Regions from separate parts of the Homo sapiens genome. Here region 2 is linked to region 1. Evidence: chromatin loops called from intact Hi-C (ENCODE). Cell type or tissue: PC-3. All regions are shown on one strand. Links, peaks and the distances in the headings refer to the core of each region. The heading gives the core; the rest is flanking DNA.

Region 1 (7,926 bases), core at 1,530-6,529:
CGTTTGCAATTAGTTAATCACATTTTCAAAGGAAGTTACAGATTATAGATACACTAACAAATGCCATACACGATGCTTAGGCCCCGGTAACCAACTCCTCACGCAGAAGAAGAAGAAGTGGTGGAGCCGAGGGACCTGGGATTTGTCCCCTTTTAAAACTGCATGGGAGAAGGGAGATTGGGCATGGGAGTTGGACATATGAGAATTTAGTTCTTTTTCTGTCACTCATGGGGGTGAGGGGCGAGGGGGAGTAGGCAAGGAGAAATCAACTGTGCCCAGACGCAATCGTGTATCTTGGAAAACAGTGAGGCATTTTATAAATCACATGTTCCTCAATAATCATGGAAGCACCAGTGTTTGTGAATACTTCACATAACATGTACTTTAAAAGCCATTCATTTGAAAAGAAAAAAATAAAGGAACTAAATATATACAAGTTGGAATTCTGTTGACTACTCAATGCTTAAGATCTAAGCCAGCTTTAAAAAAAAAAAAAAGGCCTTTAAAAGGGAAGGGGGATAATATGGAGATAAAGTATTGATACATGAAACATCCAAGGATTTCAGGTACAGCCTGATCCAGGTGCACACACCACCTTTTCAGGACTCTCTTCATATCTTTTCTCTGCTTTCCCTGCACTGGCTTCATGCCCAGGAAGACTCTCTCCAAGTAGTGGCAGAGATGGCCATGAGCTATTCCAAGCTCCCATCCTGGCACCTTAGCAACTCCTCTTTTCCTGGATAAATCCAGGAATGCATCCCAAATTGAATCTCTTGAATCTCATTTGAATTTGCGTGGGTTATGTACCCACCTCTGAACCAGTGACATCCTGGAGCGATGTGGGCCTCCCCCACTGATCAGGCCACATGAAGGATGGTTGTACCTTCACTAGAATTATGCTTAATGGGAGTGGTGCCCAAGGAGTTCCCTACAGGAAAACCGAGGTGATTAACCTGGAAAACATGGGGAATGGGTGGTGGCAGGCCAAAGCATGGGAACCTTCCTAATGGAGTGCCACTCTCTGGCCTTTTAATGTAGTTTCTTAGTAGGGGAAAAGAGGTAGGTGGATTTAGGCTTAGTACATTAGAGTTGTCTCATAGCTCTTGGCCTGTTATATCTATGCAACAGCCCACTGACTTTTCCTTTTCTCACTCAAATTAATCACTCTGCTGCATGACTGTTTATATTCTAAAGGAGCTTATTCTCTAAAAAAGACCCAAATGAAAAGTGTTTCATACCCATTTTACGTACCTGGCTAAGCAGACATTGTAGAAGGGCATTCTTAAACAGTGTTCCAGAGGAAGTATCCCTACCCCCGATCTGTATCTTGCCATGAAATTAGACTATAGAGACTTGCTGGAATATGGTGGCTCATGGGCTAGTATGATGGGAAATCTTTTATTCCATCACTCTCTAATCATTCCAAGTATCTTGAATACCTTTTTGGTGAAATATACTGTATTTATTGAGAGATTATAAAAAACGAATAAAGACATTTGGGGAGGATCAGAAGTCAAGAATTCTCTGCTGATTCCACCTTTGCCAAATACCATCTAAAATGACTTGGGTTCTTTAGCGCAGGTATGAATTTTCGGCCAGGAGAGTCTTCAGTTCAAACTTGTAAGCTCCACACCAAGCAGAGACATATGAATGTGATTGTCTGACACCATCATAGTCAACAAACAGCTTCTGTCTGCCTATGGTTTGCAGAATGGTGACCAGTAAAATTATTGAATGGTCTTCTTCATTTCAGGAAAATGAGATATTAGCCAATTTTATTCAATGAGCCTGTGTCATTCCACAAAATGCATGACTCTCAGGAATCTTGCTAGCTGAATATTAAAATATTTTACTGTGCCTGGGAATGTGTTTGCCATTTTACATACAATATTTCATTTAATACTCTCAACCTTTCTTTGCCATGGAGGTGCTATTGTTTTTACCCATTTTGTAACTGACGAAGGAAGCTTGGAGTAGCTGGATACCTGGCTCAGGATCACACACCCAATGTGATGTGAGTGGTGTGACACGGCAGAGCCACTGTGACCTTCTCCTCTGAAAAAGACACGTGGACACTTTTTTTGAGGACGAAGGAACATTTGTTGCTCTGGAGCTTGTAGTCTTTTTTCAAAGCTCTTTAACAGTGGTTGAAATAACATGAGGCTTAGACATGAAAATTTGACAGAGGCTGGTGTTGGGTGGGGTGTCCTCTACCATACAAGCTATGCGATCTTATTTAACTTGTGATTTAATTTATTTAACTTGTGAGAACCTGTTTTCCCAAATGCATTATGGGCAATAAATTGACCTTAAAGAAGCAGAATTAAGAAGGATAAACCACAAGTAAGTCCTTGGGAAAGAGTGAAGCACTGTTTAATTGACTTTGTATCTTTAGTGCCTTGCACTTAGTAGTAGGTATACAATAAATGTGCATTGAATAAATGAATAAAGAAGCACTTTGAAGTGACCAAAGAAAGAACTTCCTCAAAATAGACAGTTTAGATCCAGTATCAGGCTACCCAAGAAATTACGAAAGTTCTGCATGTGAAGTTCAGGATCTGGGCTGTGTGAGTTTCTGGGGTACCTAATAGTTCTCAGTAATGGTTCTTAGGTAACAGAGGTCCAGAACGACTGTCTGACTCTAAGTCCTCAGGGGGACACTACTATCCCTGCCCCGCACTCCTCCACACTGAGGGGCAAGGCACCGCTGCTGACAACTCCGGTTGACCTCGTTGCTGTTCTTTTCTGTTCAGCCCAAGACTGCATCTCACAAGGACCAGGGCTTCCATGCACACAGGAACTTTCCTTAACAAGATCCAACTGCTAATCTGCTATTGTTTACAGTGGCTTCTGAGGGAACCACTTTCCTTCCCCTTCATCTGGAGTGGATCTGATGTCATAAAACTGACCGTGAATGTCTGTTAATTGAAAACCTAAGAGTAGTGGGGTGGGCTCACCGTTGATCAGGGTGGTAAGAGCCCACTGGCCATAGGAGGCTAGGCACCATCCTAGGTAGTGGTGAGGAGGGGGAGTCTCCAGAGAGGTCGCAGAGTTCCTGAAATGCAGTTGACAGGTAAGAAAAGAGTGCATGCGTGGACACTTGGCCCTGTTTGGCACCACAGTGGTGCAAGATCGACCCCTTCTGGCCCTCCCCTCATCCCACTGGGGGTCAGTTTACACTTGTCTGGTTCAACATATGGGTGGCAGTTTTCTCCTTCATGCCCAGTATGGCCTCAGCACCTGTCTCCATAGTAGCTGATCAGTGTCAAAAATGGCAACCTATGGTTTTGGGGTCTTAAAACACTTAGACTGACCCTGCATCTCACTTAGAACCTTCCAGTTAAATCAAAAGATGACCAAGCTGGAGAGAAAAGTGAAAAAGAAAGCAGTATACATGCATATATATTTTTCCAATGTGCCATTAACCGTAACTGATGAACGTGTAAAGGGGTTGCTAATCCTTAGCCTGCAGCAGAGGGCAGACTTTCCTACATTATAAACACCCCACAACCAGCATGAAAGGCCTCAAGACACAAGAATGTCCAGACACAAGAACGTCCGGTCGATAAAATGGTAGGCTTGCAGGGTGACTAACACCAGTGATTTAGGGGAGAAAACTAAAACCACTTCCCCAGTTATTCATGCACTCATCAGCTTTTCCGGAGAAATGCCCTAACAGCCATTACATCTGGCTATGATTCCCAATACCCTCATCTACTCCAGGTAAAGGAGCCATGCTTAGTTCAGTACTGCTGTGGCCAGTGTGACAGCGAATAGATGGTTCTGTGTGTCTGCAAAATGCCACCAGTATGCTGAGCCCAGCCCCAGCTCTGGAGATCAGTGCTTTTGCTTCCTAGCTAAGGAGTACGGGTAGGTTTGAGACAAAAGGTAGAGGAGAGAGAATTATAAAGTATAGGGGGATATGACTAGATTCTTTGGTAAATGTAAGTAAGAAGCCCTTTCTCGTATCACGGACTGAGTTTTAGCAGCTTTGGGATACACACACACACACACACACACACACACACACACACACACACACACACACCATTCAATGGGAAGACAAATCCAACTGCTAACTAGTCTGCTATGATTTACAGAATTTACATTGTTTACATGTATACCATATAGGTGGAGACACACACACACACACACACACACACACACACACACACACACCCCCCATTCAAGGAGGGGACAGATTTTCCTTTGCATCTGGTGTTTTGGAAACCAAGAAGTCTACAAGGTAAATTCATATCAAGCAAAGAGTTAACTTTTCTACTCCCAACTTGGAGCCAATGTTTAGAGGCATCTGACCTTGGCTTTCCTGTCATTAAAAGTCCCTAGGACTGTCACCCTGCTGGGCTTCTCACCCTCATCGGTCCACTCCCAAGCCCTGTCCATGAAACAGGACTTGGGAAGGTAAAGATTGCCCTGGCTGATGACTTCACGGACTTTTGTTTTTCTTTTCTTTTTCTTCTTCCCCTTGCTAGTACGAAGAAGGAAAAAAGCGAAGGAAACCTAACTATAGTAGCGTTGACCTCTCTGAGGTGGAGTGGGAAGACCGAGATGACGTGGTAAGTGATTTGTTTTCAGGCCTCGTGGAGAAGGACCTGCATTGTACCCACTTCTGTACCTGGGGGCGATCCCAGGAGTTGGCCAAGAGGCCCACTGAAGGGACACCTGGCTACCAGAGGGACGTGGAGACAAGGGGCCTTTGTACCATGTGTGGAGTTTTATAACTCTTCAGCCGGTCAGTCGGACCAGTTGCAGACAGGCCAGCCACCCCAGCTGCTTGTGCAGTCTACTAAAACCATCCCCCTGCGGACGCTGGTCCCCTCTGCAGCTGATGACTCCAGCCTTCTTCCCAGTACAGTGGATGGCCCCTGACATCTTCAGTGGAACCTGGCTGGGCAACAGCAGGCTCTGCCTGGTGCAAAGTCAGGGTGCCTGCAGGCCAAGCAGGCAGGTTCCTGGGCAGCAAGAATTCACCTGTCAGGACCTCATTGGCACAGCCCTTGTTTTCAGAGTACAGCCCAGGGCTCTGCAGGCTCACTTTTCTCCTGCTTGGTCGGCTGCCCATTTCCTGTACCTTCCCAGCCTTTCATTCTGCTCTGGCCTTGCTGCAATTGCACCCCATGCTTTTTCCCCACGTAGATTCAGCCTATGGTGCTCTATCAAAAGCTCTCCTTATACCCATGACTTAACCCTGTCAGGTCTTCTTGGTACTTCCTCAATAAATCAGATTTCTTAGACACGGCTGCCTTTGTGTGAATCCAGGTGGACTCTCCTTAATTAAATCATAACTTCCCAGGTGTTTCCATCTGGGTCCCTACTCTTCCCTTTTTCTAAGAGTGTGTCTGTGCTGAGGCCACGTTTCTCTGCCCTACCCTCCCAGATTCGTCTAGGGTCCTTTCTTAAGTTCCACTGTTGAGTTGGCGTTGTTTCCATCTCTCACTGCATCCTGCTCTCCAAAGGGATGTTGAGGAGAACCATTTGAAAGCCCAGCCTGGGTTCTCATGCCTTCCAGAACAGGGGGCCAGCATCACAGTGCTTCCGCTGCAGCTTTCCTTCTTTCCACACGCTCTGCACTTTGTCACCAGCTCAACTAGCATAAATCTCTCATTTTCATCCTTGCTGGTAAAATGTGAGAGCCATACCTGTTTTAGAAACTTAGCCTCTTTTCTTCTTCATCTGCTCTAAGTCTACTTAAACCCAAGTTTAGACAAAATAACTTTGCCATTTGATAAAAGCTCCTTCCTCCTCCATACCCTTTTCCCCGCAAGCCAATGAGCTGACATAGTGTCAGCTCAATAGCATGGTCGAGTTTTCTATCTTCTTATTCCTTAAACACTGTCACAAGGATCCGGTCAGTTCTTAGGACTGTCCTGCACCTAATGTGCCCACCCTGGCTTAGCGCAATTGTGAGGAGTGCCACTCAGGTTTTAGACTCCTGCCAGGTTCAAATCCCGCCTTCTCTGCTTGCCGGATGTTTGTCTTGGGTGAGTGATTATGCCTCTCTAGACTTCAGTTTTATTTTGTGTTCTTTGTTTTATTTTTCCCCAAGAAAATGAGTGTGATGGCAGTTGTCCCCACCTCATAGAGCTGTTCTGAGGATTAAATGGATTAATAGATTGAAAAACAGAGAAGTACTTGCACTGTTCTGGGGAGTAAGTAAGCATTCTACAAGTGGTAGCCATTGTTAGTATTATTCTGACCTCCTCAGTCCTCAGGGGACCCTGTCATGAATGAATGTCCTGTGGATTTACAGTTGCTAGGAATCTTTGGAGGGGACTTTCCATTGTTGCCCTTCCTCTTCCTTCTTCACTTTATCTGTTGATTTATTTTTTTTGTTGTTTGCTTGTTTGTGACCTCACTGAATCGTCTCCCTTTTTGCATGCTACTTGAAGAGATGTATGACTCAGCTCACTCCAGTCATCACCTGTGCCCCAGCTAATTTTCAGTGAGCGAATGTCTCCTTTAGTAATCACAGTTTGGGAACACTTTGTATCTCCTCATCCTACTTTGCTTTCTCGTTGGAGCTGCAGGCATTGGATTCGCAGCCTCACGTGTGTGTTCTTCACCTCCACATGACACCCAGGACTGCGTTCTGTCTGTCCAACTTCAGAGTTGGACATCTCAAGCAAGTCCAGTGCTTTTGTTCTGCACAAATTGTTCTCTGGTTACGTCTTTGGTTTGAGTCTCTTAACTTGTCGCCTTGGAATATGGTGCATTTGGAATGTGAATTCCTTCTCTATCAACATATTTGACTTGGGAAAACCCAAACCACCATTTCTCTCCTGGGGATTTGCATGTCACTAATTGGAGAATTCTGGAATCTACAGAAAGCATCATTGTGAAGTCTGCACAAAATCTTACATATCCATGTGCTGGGCCTTGGGATTTGCACCTGAGTAGCAGAGGACAGGGTTTAGGTTGAAATCTAGGAAAGAACATGTAAGCACAGCCCACTGAGGAAGAAGCAGTAGAGTCTGCCCAGATGCAGAGAATTTCTTGGAAGGTGAGTTCTACTTCTCTAGGAAGTAGGCTCCTGAATTTAGTAACCACAGTTATAACCTGCATACTTCCAAAAATGAAGTAAGTTCATATATACTGTTACAATGTATATAAAATAGACTGGCTAAAATTAAAAGAAAAAAAGACAACAATTTAAAACTATTTATAGCAGTATGAGCAGGACTTCTGTCCCACTCTGCAGGATGAGTTAGGCATCAGGGCAGGAATACAATAAGTAGGGCAGATCTTTGGCGGACCCGTGTGCCAGCAGGGGATTTTGAGACATGCATAGCCCAGTCTGAATTGCCAGTGTAGATCCCCTCTGGGAAGGGAAAATTATCTTAAAAATAGCGTTTATCCTTTGGTTATAAATTCTCAGAGATGGCACAAGGAATTGAGGGTGATTTTTTTGTTTTGTTCCTATTAACTTCCAGTCATTCCCAAGCTTTCCACATTGAATGTGATTATTAATAGAAAAAAACTCATAAAAATAATAACTGCCATATATTAGCTCTTCCTGTACACCAGTACCATTCTAAGTTCATGAGTGAACTTATTTATTTATCACAGTGAACCTATGAAATGGGTGTTTTATCTCCATTGTACAGGTGAGGAAACTGAGGCAGAGAATGGATGTAATGGCCTAAGGACATAGAGTGTGGATTCCAACTCAGGCAGCCTGGCCCACAGAGCCGTGGTCTTGACACTTGGATATTCCATGGAGAGAGCCCTTAAGTCCTTGAGTCCAGGAGTCCTTGAAGACTCTATTTCAGTGACGCATAGTATATGGGTTATCCTCCTCGGGGGGTGCAGAAAAGATAGGGAGTGCCTTGCACATAGTAGCTGCTAAACAGATGTTTGTCTGCATGGTATTGTTGTGAGTACTGCCCCATAGATGCTGCTTTGAAT
Region 2 (7,926 bases), core at 1,539-6,538, 140 kb after region 1:
GAATGATTAGCCATTCTATTTCTGTTTTCACAGTTACCCTCATAGAACATAAATCTGACCACATTACTATCCCTTCTCAAATACCTTTGATGATTTGAGGAGGGTGTAATTAGTAGAGACTCTTGGAGGCATGGGTTGTGGAGTTAGAATAGGTTTCAGTCCCAGCTTAGAGGTTGGCCTTGGGCATATCAGCTGATCTGTCTCCAAGGCTCAGTTTCCCTATGCTAAGCACAATGGGGAAAAATAATATTTATCTTAGCAAGTGAATGTGTGTGTGTGCATGTATGTTTAATGCTGTGAGAAATCATATTACGTGCTGACCACAGTGACTGGAACATAAGTCCTCAAAAAATAGTAGCAATACTGCATGTTCTCATGTATAAGTAAGGTAAACACTGAGTACACATGGACACAAAGAAGGGAACAGCAGACACTGGGGCCTACTTGAGGTGGAGGGTGGGAGGAGGGTGAGGATGAAAAAACTACCTATCGGGTACTACGTTCACTACCAGGATGATGAAATAATCTGTACACCAAACCCTCGAGACATGCAGTTGACCCGTATAAAAAACCTGCATGTACCCTCCACACCTAAAATAAAAGTTGGAAGGAAAATAAATAAATAAAAGAAAGAGTATCCGTAATTATAATGGTGGTGACACTGTGACCATGACAATGATGATGATCGCCTCCAAATCCAGTGATCCTTAATGAACGCTGGCTCCAGCAGTCTGCCCCAGGCCTGCCCACTCATGTGCTATTTCTCAGATACACTCTGTTCTTTCTTTCCTTCATTCATGTTCATTTTCCTACTTGGGAGGCCAGGGACTAGTAGGCTATTACCATTCTTATTATTTCTAACTGTCTGTCTTTTAAAAAAGAGATTGATTAGTCACATATCAGCATTGCCCCAGGTGCTGGATCTATTTTAATCTAACATTCCCTTTCCTTTCCCTTAAGATCCCAGTCTGTGAGGATTCCCTCAACTCCCTCAGGCAGAATGAACATTTTCTTCTTGCTCCTGCCCCAGTCAGCTCATGCGTTATCCTATCTCTTCTTTACCATTATTGCCTCACTGTTTGTGTTTTACACTAACCTAGAATTTCTTGATGGTAGGAGCTGTGTCTTAAACATTGTTCTCTCTTAACACCTAACTGGTGCTGAGCACACAGTAGGTGCTTTATCTTTGCTGATTCAATATCCTAACAAATCTTTCTGGTGCTAGGCATGACCATTAGGGTCACTATAGTCATGGCTTTGTAACTTACACATAGGCTCGTTTTGCCGGAATCCAGGAACTCTCTGATTTCTGCTTAGAACATGAGATGGAGCAGAATCTGCTGAGTTCTGCCCCTGCTGATGCCCGCATAGTTTGCTCTCTGATAACTGGGAGCCTAATCCATGCCTGTCCAGGCTTGGCTCTGCCCTGGGAGGCTGACAGCCCAGTGGAGCAGGGCCCCTGTGTGCTGCTTTCATCCACACACATGCACATTGGTCTGGTGACCCCCAGGACTGGGACCCAATTTTGCTCCTCCCTGCTGGGTTGAGTTCTGAGTGACAGTGAGTGCCCCAAATCCCACTTATAGAAATTCAGCCTGAGGACATAAACCTGGATGGGAACAAAGGTTTCTATGATAGGATGATCATCACCAGGGAATTTATAATCGCAAATACTGGTAACTCTTTAAATGTCTAACACTAAAGACCATTTTACAATAAATTACAACCCATCCACAGAAAGAAAAATGATTCTGTTTCTGAAAACTTTTTGATGAAATTAAAAAAATGCTCATGAAATTATAACAAAACAAGACAAAACCCAGGAAACAAAACCGTATATACACAAAAACACATAAAATGGTGGGAGGAAGGAGATATGGAGCTAATTAGGGTCAGTAGTTGGTATGGGAAATAGGGAGTCAATAAACAAACACCAACATATGAGTTAGGAAAAGAAGACTATCATGTCCCCGAAAGGAAATCTTACCTGTAGTGTCAACTTGCTTTTGTTAAAATTGCACATGATTTGAAAAAAGAAAGATGAGGAAGAACCTACTAAATGCGCACTTGGTTATCTTTTACCATTCGCTTTTCTTATTTGACTCACTTTTCCACAATTTTACTAATAGGAGTGAAAAAAAATGAGATTTAAAAAAAATAAAATCAATAGAGCCCAGGAAAATGAGTTGCAAGTTGGTTAAATGGCTGCTGTCTCTGCGGCACCAGTGACCTGGGGACAAATCCCCTCTCCCTCTGAATCAGACTGTGAGCTCTGAGAGGCCGGAGCGGCTTTGGAACCTAGTGGTTAGGCACCCTGGGTAGCCTTTCTCTGCTTCTTGCCTGCTGTGAGGTTCTGGGCAAGTCACTTGGTCTCTCTGGACTTTGGTTCCATTTGTCAACAGAGGAAACAATAGACATAATATGGTTGTGAGAGGTGAATTAAGCAATGCGTGCCAAGCCCTTGTGCAAGTACTCCATGCATGGTGGGTGGGCGCTCATGCTTTGGGTGGTGGTGGTTTTTTTTTTAACCGAAATGTCTGGTTATTTCTTAGGAGTTTGCACAGGGCTGAAGGCAGCAGGCTTGTTGTTTTCAGTGGTTTTCTTTTTGGCATTCTTCTTCATACCTAGTGAAGACGCTCCCTTCTCTTCATGTCTGCTTTCACTCCCACTTCCCTCATCCTGGCCTTGACCTGTTTCCCTTCTTTGTGACCTGCCACCACAGACATCTAGTCATACTGTTATTTTGGTCCTATGGATTCTAGAGTTTTTACTGAATGCCATTCACTATGATCTTTGCCTAGAACAGTGGTTTTCAAATGGGGGCAGTTTTGCCTCCCAGGGGAATGGCTGGAGACATTTTTGCTGTCATAGCATGGGGGAGGAGGGTTCTTATTAGAATCTGGTGCGTAGAGGCCAGGGATGCAGCTAAATATCCTGCAAAACACAAGACAGCCCCCATAACAAAGAAATATCCCACTCAAAGTATCGATAATGCCACTGTTGAGAAACCGTGGCCTAGACCAAGGGGTGCAGAGTAGGGGACAGTGACTAAGGGAGCCAGGTATGGTCTGTGCACCCATGACGTTGAGAGATACTTGTGAAGGCTCCCATTCTGCAATTTCACCACCCCCACCCCAGCTGGACCAAAAGTGGTCCAATTTTTAGCTGAAAGGAATAATATGGTGCTTCAGTTCTCTATTTTCTGTCTTAAGGAGCTTTGTAGAAAGGACCCCAAATAGATCATTTCAGCATGTCCTCTGACTCCCACTGCCAGACTGTGAGACCTCCTTTCCACAGACTACAGAGAGACCTTGTCACATAATTGCATCATTGATGCATGGTGTGCTGATACATAAGTGCTTTGCCATTTCCAGAGAGCTGGCACATAGATTATCTTCAGATCTGTTCAACATACCTGAGGGGTGGGGACTGCTAGAATTTGCCACCAAGCCTCTCTGAAGCACCTAAGTCAGACAGCTAAGAGGCAGTGGACTCAGACCTAAGCCAAGACCTCCCTCAGCTAATGACGACAGCGAGAGCTGCAGCTACTGCACTGGAATTGTCTCATTCCAGCTGACAGCCCTCTGCTGGGCATCAATATGACTTTTTCCATTTTATGGATGAAGAAAAGAAAACAAGCAAAGGTGAATTCGTCCATCTACAGGGTTGCTGTCATTGGGATATCTTATTAAATGTAAATATAAATCCCAGACCCAGCGTAAGGAGGGAAATGTTCCAGGCACCATATGCTATTGGCTTGCAAGGTTTCTTCATTCTAAATTTACCATTCCCTCAAAAGATAAAGACCCTGAGCTGAGACATACATCTTTGTTTTAGCTAAAAATGGAATCCATAATTACACTGTTTATCTGCTCCATTTCCTTAATGAAGGGGACTGTGGAAGCCCATTTCTGCTTGATTATCACAAAGGTATCATTTTGGTGAAGTTACACAAAGAGAACAGAGCTTGCTGGCACCCGGTTGTGAACAGGGGTGCATTCACAGAAACAAAAGAAGAGGAAGGCTTTTCAAATGGCAAATCTATTCAATCCCAATTGTCTGCACATAATTACTGTGAACCCAAGTCAGTTTTTCTCATCAGGGACATTTGTTGCTAAGGGAAAATTAAAGAAATTCAGTTGTGCGGACGCTCCCTTGGGTGCTTCATTGTGAGTGGGTGATAGGTCATGGTGACATCGGTGTAACTGGGATAGGAGGCACAGCAGTGTGGGCTCCAGGATGTGAGGGCCAGGCTCGCATCTGGACCCCATCACTCACTGCAGTGTGACCTTGGGCACGTGTCTTCGTTTCTGAGCTTTAGTTTCTTCATCTGCAAAATGGGACAGTAGCAAGGGCTTGTTTATTCTATGGTGATGAAGATTCTGCCCATGCTAAGGGCCTGGCACAGGGTTTGGCATGTAGTAAGTGCATAGTGAAGATTGATGGTGAAGGTGGTGGTGGTTTACTGTGTGAGTTAATGATGATTGTGATGAGTCACTCTCTGTGGGACCCACGGCAGGCAGTGTCTGCTTCTGGAACCTCATTTTTCACTTCTTGTAAAAGAAGGAATCAGCCAAACTGAGCTCAGTGATCCTTGAATACCTACAGCTTTGTAAGATGTGAGTTCTGAATGCCTAAGAGTTAAAACAGTATCCAGTATGGCTAGGCACAGTGGCTCACGCCTGTAATCCCAGCACTTTGGGAAGCCAAGGTGGGCGGATCACTGAGGCCAGGAGTTCGAGACTAGCCTGGCCAACATGGTGCAACCCCCATCTCTACTAAAAATACAAAAAAACTAGCCAAGCATGATGGCGCGTGCCTGTAATCCCAGCTACTTGGGAGGCTAAGGTAGGAGAATCGTTTGAACCCAGGAGGCGGAGGTTGCAGTGAGCCGAGATCACAGCACTGTACTCCAGACTGGGTGACAGAGTGAGACTCTGTCTCCAACAGCAACAACAACAACAAAAACAGTATCCGGTAGATTGCAAGCAGCCTCAGTTATTGGTTTGAAATTCCATAGATAAATAGTAGCAACTGCACATATATGTGGTGTTTTCCATAGCACTCTAGACAAAGTAAGTTCTAGCCATGTTATTTAAATTAAATGTGGCCATGGCTTTACACGATAATTCACGTTTCCCAAAAGCACATCAAGCAATTTCCAGCCAATAGTCGTGCTGCAAATAGACCCAACGGTTTATCACTATATCAGCATGGAGTGCCCTACAATTGTCAAAGGAAAAAGAATTTCATCTCCAGAAAGGATCAGAGCCAAATGAGTCTCACCATTGAGAGTATTGGACTCATTCCATTGTAACTGGGCCCAGACAATTAGAATTAGAGATGGTGCAATTATCAGGCTTATTCAAATCACGTGTGCTGCCTATCTCAGCCTGACCCAAAGACCTTTCTTATTTTTTTTCATTGGCTGAACTTCACAGAGCAGTTAAACATATACATGCTGGAGCCAGACAGCCCAAGGTCAAATTTTGGTTCTGCCACATACTCAGTGGATGAATTTGGGCAATTTACCCTCATTCTTTTTCCTCCATTCACCATCTGCAAAACAGATAACAACTGTTCATACCTCATAGTTTATTTTTTAATTTTGTCATGTTTTACTATTAAATTAATTAATTCATATTAAGCAGGACAGCATCTGGAACGCAGCAATTTCTTCATAAATGTAGCTGTTATGCCATCATTAGTTTTTTATATTCCATCTGCATGCTTGTGCCGCATCCACTTATAACCTAAGCTATTGTATACTTAAATCTTTATTTCATGTCAAGGGACTCACTTTTTGAAATTCAAATAATTTAAATATGAAAAGAAAGTTTTATAAACTGAAAACCAGAATGACTTGCCATACAGAGAAATCTGTTGTAAAAATCAGAACCATGAAAATAAAAAGTGTTGCCAAATTGTAGCCAGATCCTATGAGCTTTGTGTCTGGCCTCTTCAGCTTAAAAGGAGAGGAGAGCAAATGAGAGAAAGAAGTGAAAAAGATAGAAAGGTGTTAGAAACTCCCTGCTATCAAACAAAGATGTCCTTCTTACAAAACAGACGCACTGAAAAAGATTTGGGAAGAGAATGATGTTCCCACCACGTGCCTCTTCTGTGTTGTTACTGTTGGGCCTGGAGCACCTAAAATTCACCTTACCCTCCATCTGAAAGGCAAGAAACAAATGTGTCGTAAGGGACAGAGGTTCTCACATTTTTTGGTCCATTTTATTCTATTTTATTTGTTTGAAAACACTACTCAAGAGAGTCATTCTTGTATTCAGCAGGCATTTAATGTTCCCTCCAATGAGCTAGCATCTTGGGGACAGAGGGATAGTGTCTGAAACCTGGCCTTTCTGGAGAATGACTACCAGCACTGTACAATCAGTGTAGTCAGGAGTCAGAGAGGCAGCCATTTGCTTGCCTTTTCTACCAAAAAGTGATGGTTCAAAAAGCCCGACTCCATGAAATAGCACGAGTGCAGCAGGAGTCATGGTGGTAGTAAAAACATACACTTAAGCAGCACTCACAGCGTGCCAGCTACTGTCCATGTAATTCATTTGATTCTCAAACAACCACACAAGCTTGGTACTGCTATTCCCATTTAGCAGACGAGGACACTAAGATGTAAAATGGTTAAAAGCTTACCTGCTGTCACACAGCAGTGGCAGGATTCACTGCCTGGAATTGGTGCTTTTAGCTACTACATAGCTAGCCAGCCCCTGGCCTGTGGATGGTAACATTTGCTAATGACTAGCATTTCATGAAGGCTGTGTGCATGCATGTAGGTGGGCAAAAGTGCGTGCAGGCTTCACTCTGCTAAGAGCTGTGCATGCTTTTGTTCATTTATTCCTCAGAACGATCCTGTGAGGTTACTATAGACATTTCCCCTTAATGTCAGTGACCAGTTACTGAAAATTCTATATTCTGACTAAAAGAGCTGATGACGAGTCTACTTCCTTTTGTTTTAAATAACAAAGATTACAATGCATTGTGCTCCAACCCCAAACCCCCAACCAATTTCCTCAAAATAATTAAACCTCAATGAAAAGCCTACATATAAGAAACCGTCATGCTAGGATACTACAAATGCTTAGAATCGTTTCCTGATCACCCCACAAGTGTTTGGTTGTTACTCAGCAGTTGTTTTGTGTGCAGTAGCACTGATGGCTTGCTTAGTGACAGCAACATCCCACATGGACAGTGGACAAAATATCTCCCCGTAGTTCTGCCCACCAACCAGTTATATTTGGAATGTAACATGAGAGTTTGTTCACACATAGTTTTGTTAAAATCCCATTGAATTTTGGAATTGAAATGTAAATAAGATTTTTTTTTCCTACAAAAACAATAGCTGAAGGCTTTGTACAAACTTTGGTATTGGAAATCTACAAACATTCTCTTGGGGAAATGTTAACCAGTAGACCTCCTGTGAAGAGTACCTATGCTACTAGCATCCCCATTTTACAGGTGAGAACAGTGAGGATTCGCTAGAAGTAGCAAAGCAGGGATTGGTACTCCAAACTTCTCTTACTTCAGAGCCTTCACCCTTAACCACTATACTATAGTGTCTATCATTATTGTCATCATTATAATGTCAAAATGGCTTCATTAGAATGCTACCGTTATCTTTGTTGTTGTTGCTATTATTATTATCATTATTTGACATTTACTTAACACTCATTATGTTCCAGTTACTGTACTAAGTACTCAATATACATTGTTTTATTTACTTCTCACATCAACCTCTGATAGAACTTTATTATCCTCAGTTTACAAATAAGAAAATTGAGACCTAGTGAGGTTTTGGATCTTGCCCACTGGACAATCAACTGCCAAGCCTCTACCGAGTGCCTACTATGTGCTCATCCACATACCAGGGTTATTTAGTGCTTTAAAATTGACATGTTGTATTATTGGACA

The links. Hi-C counts contacts between places; a loop is a spot of excess contacts. Peaks named below come from ENCODE experiments on the same cell type or tissue, not always from the same donor. Only the 100,000 strongest peaks of a DNase experiment are listed, where the experiment ranks them.
Region 2: it touches region 1 in a loop (20-fold over the local background); 7 of 110 quality-filtered maps call a loop at or near these places.

The regions. Positions count from the first base shown.
Region 1 is chr3:54,867,046-54,874,971 of GRCh38, forward strand. It overlaps CACNA2D3 (calcium voltage-gated channel auxiliary subunit alpha2delta 3), which reads left to right. Exons shown (of 38, transcript NM_018398.3): 18 at 4,494-4,577. CACNA2D3-AS1 (CACNA2D3 antisense RNA 1) reads right to left here. Exons shown (of 7, transcript NR_046666.1): 7 at 7,560-7,926. Among named protein-coding and RNA genes, the nearest start is that of CACNA2D3-AS1, 30 kb to the right of the region's middle. In PC-3, for the core only: a CTCF peak has its summit at 3,479 (motif pointing right); a DNase peak (open chromatin) is centred at 3,546; H3K27ac peaks cover 647 bases.
Region 2 is chr3:55,009,788-55,017,713 of GRCh38, forward strand. All of the region lies in intron 34 of CACNA2D3 (calcium voltage-gated channel auxiliary subunit alpha2delta 3), which reads left to right. Among named protein-coding and RNA genes, the nearest start is that of LRTM1, 86 kb to the left of the region's middle. In PC-3, for the core only: a CTCF peak has its summit at 3,576 (motif pointing left); no DNase peak of the experiment used is centred there; H3K27me3 peaks cover 468 bases.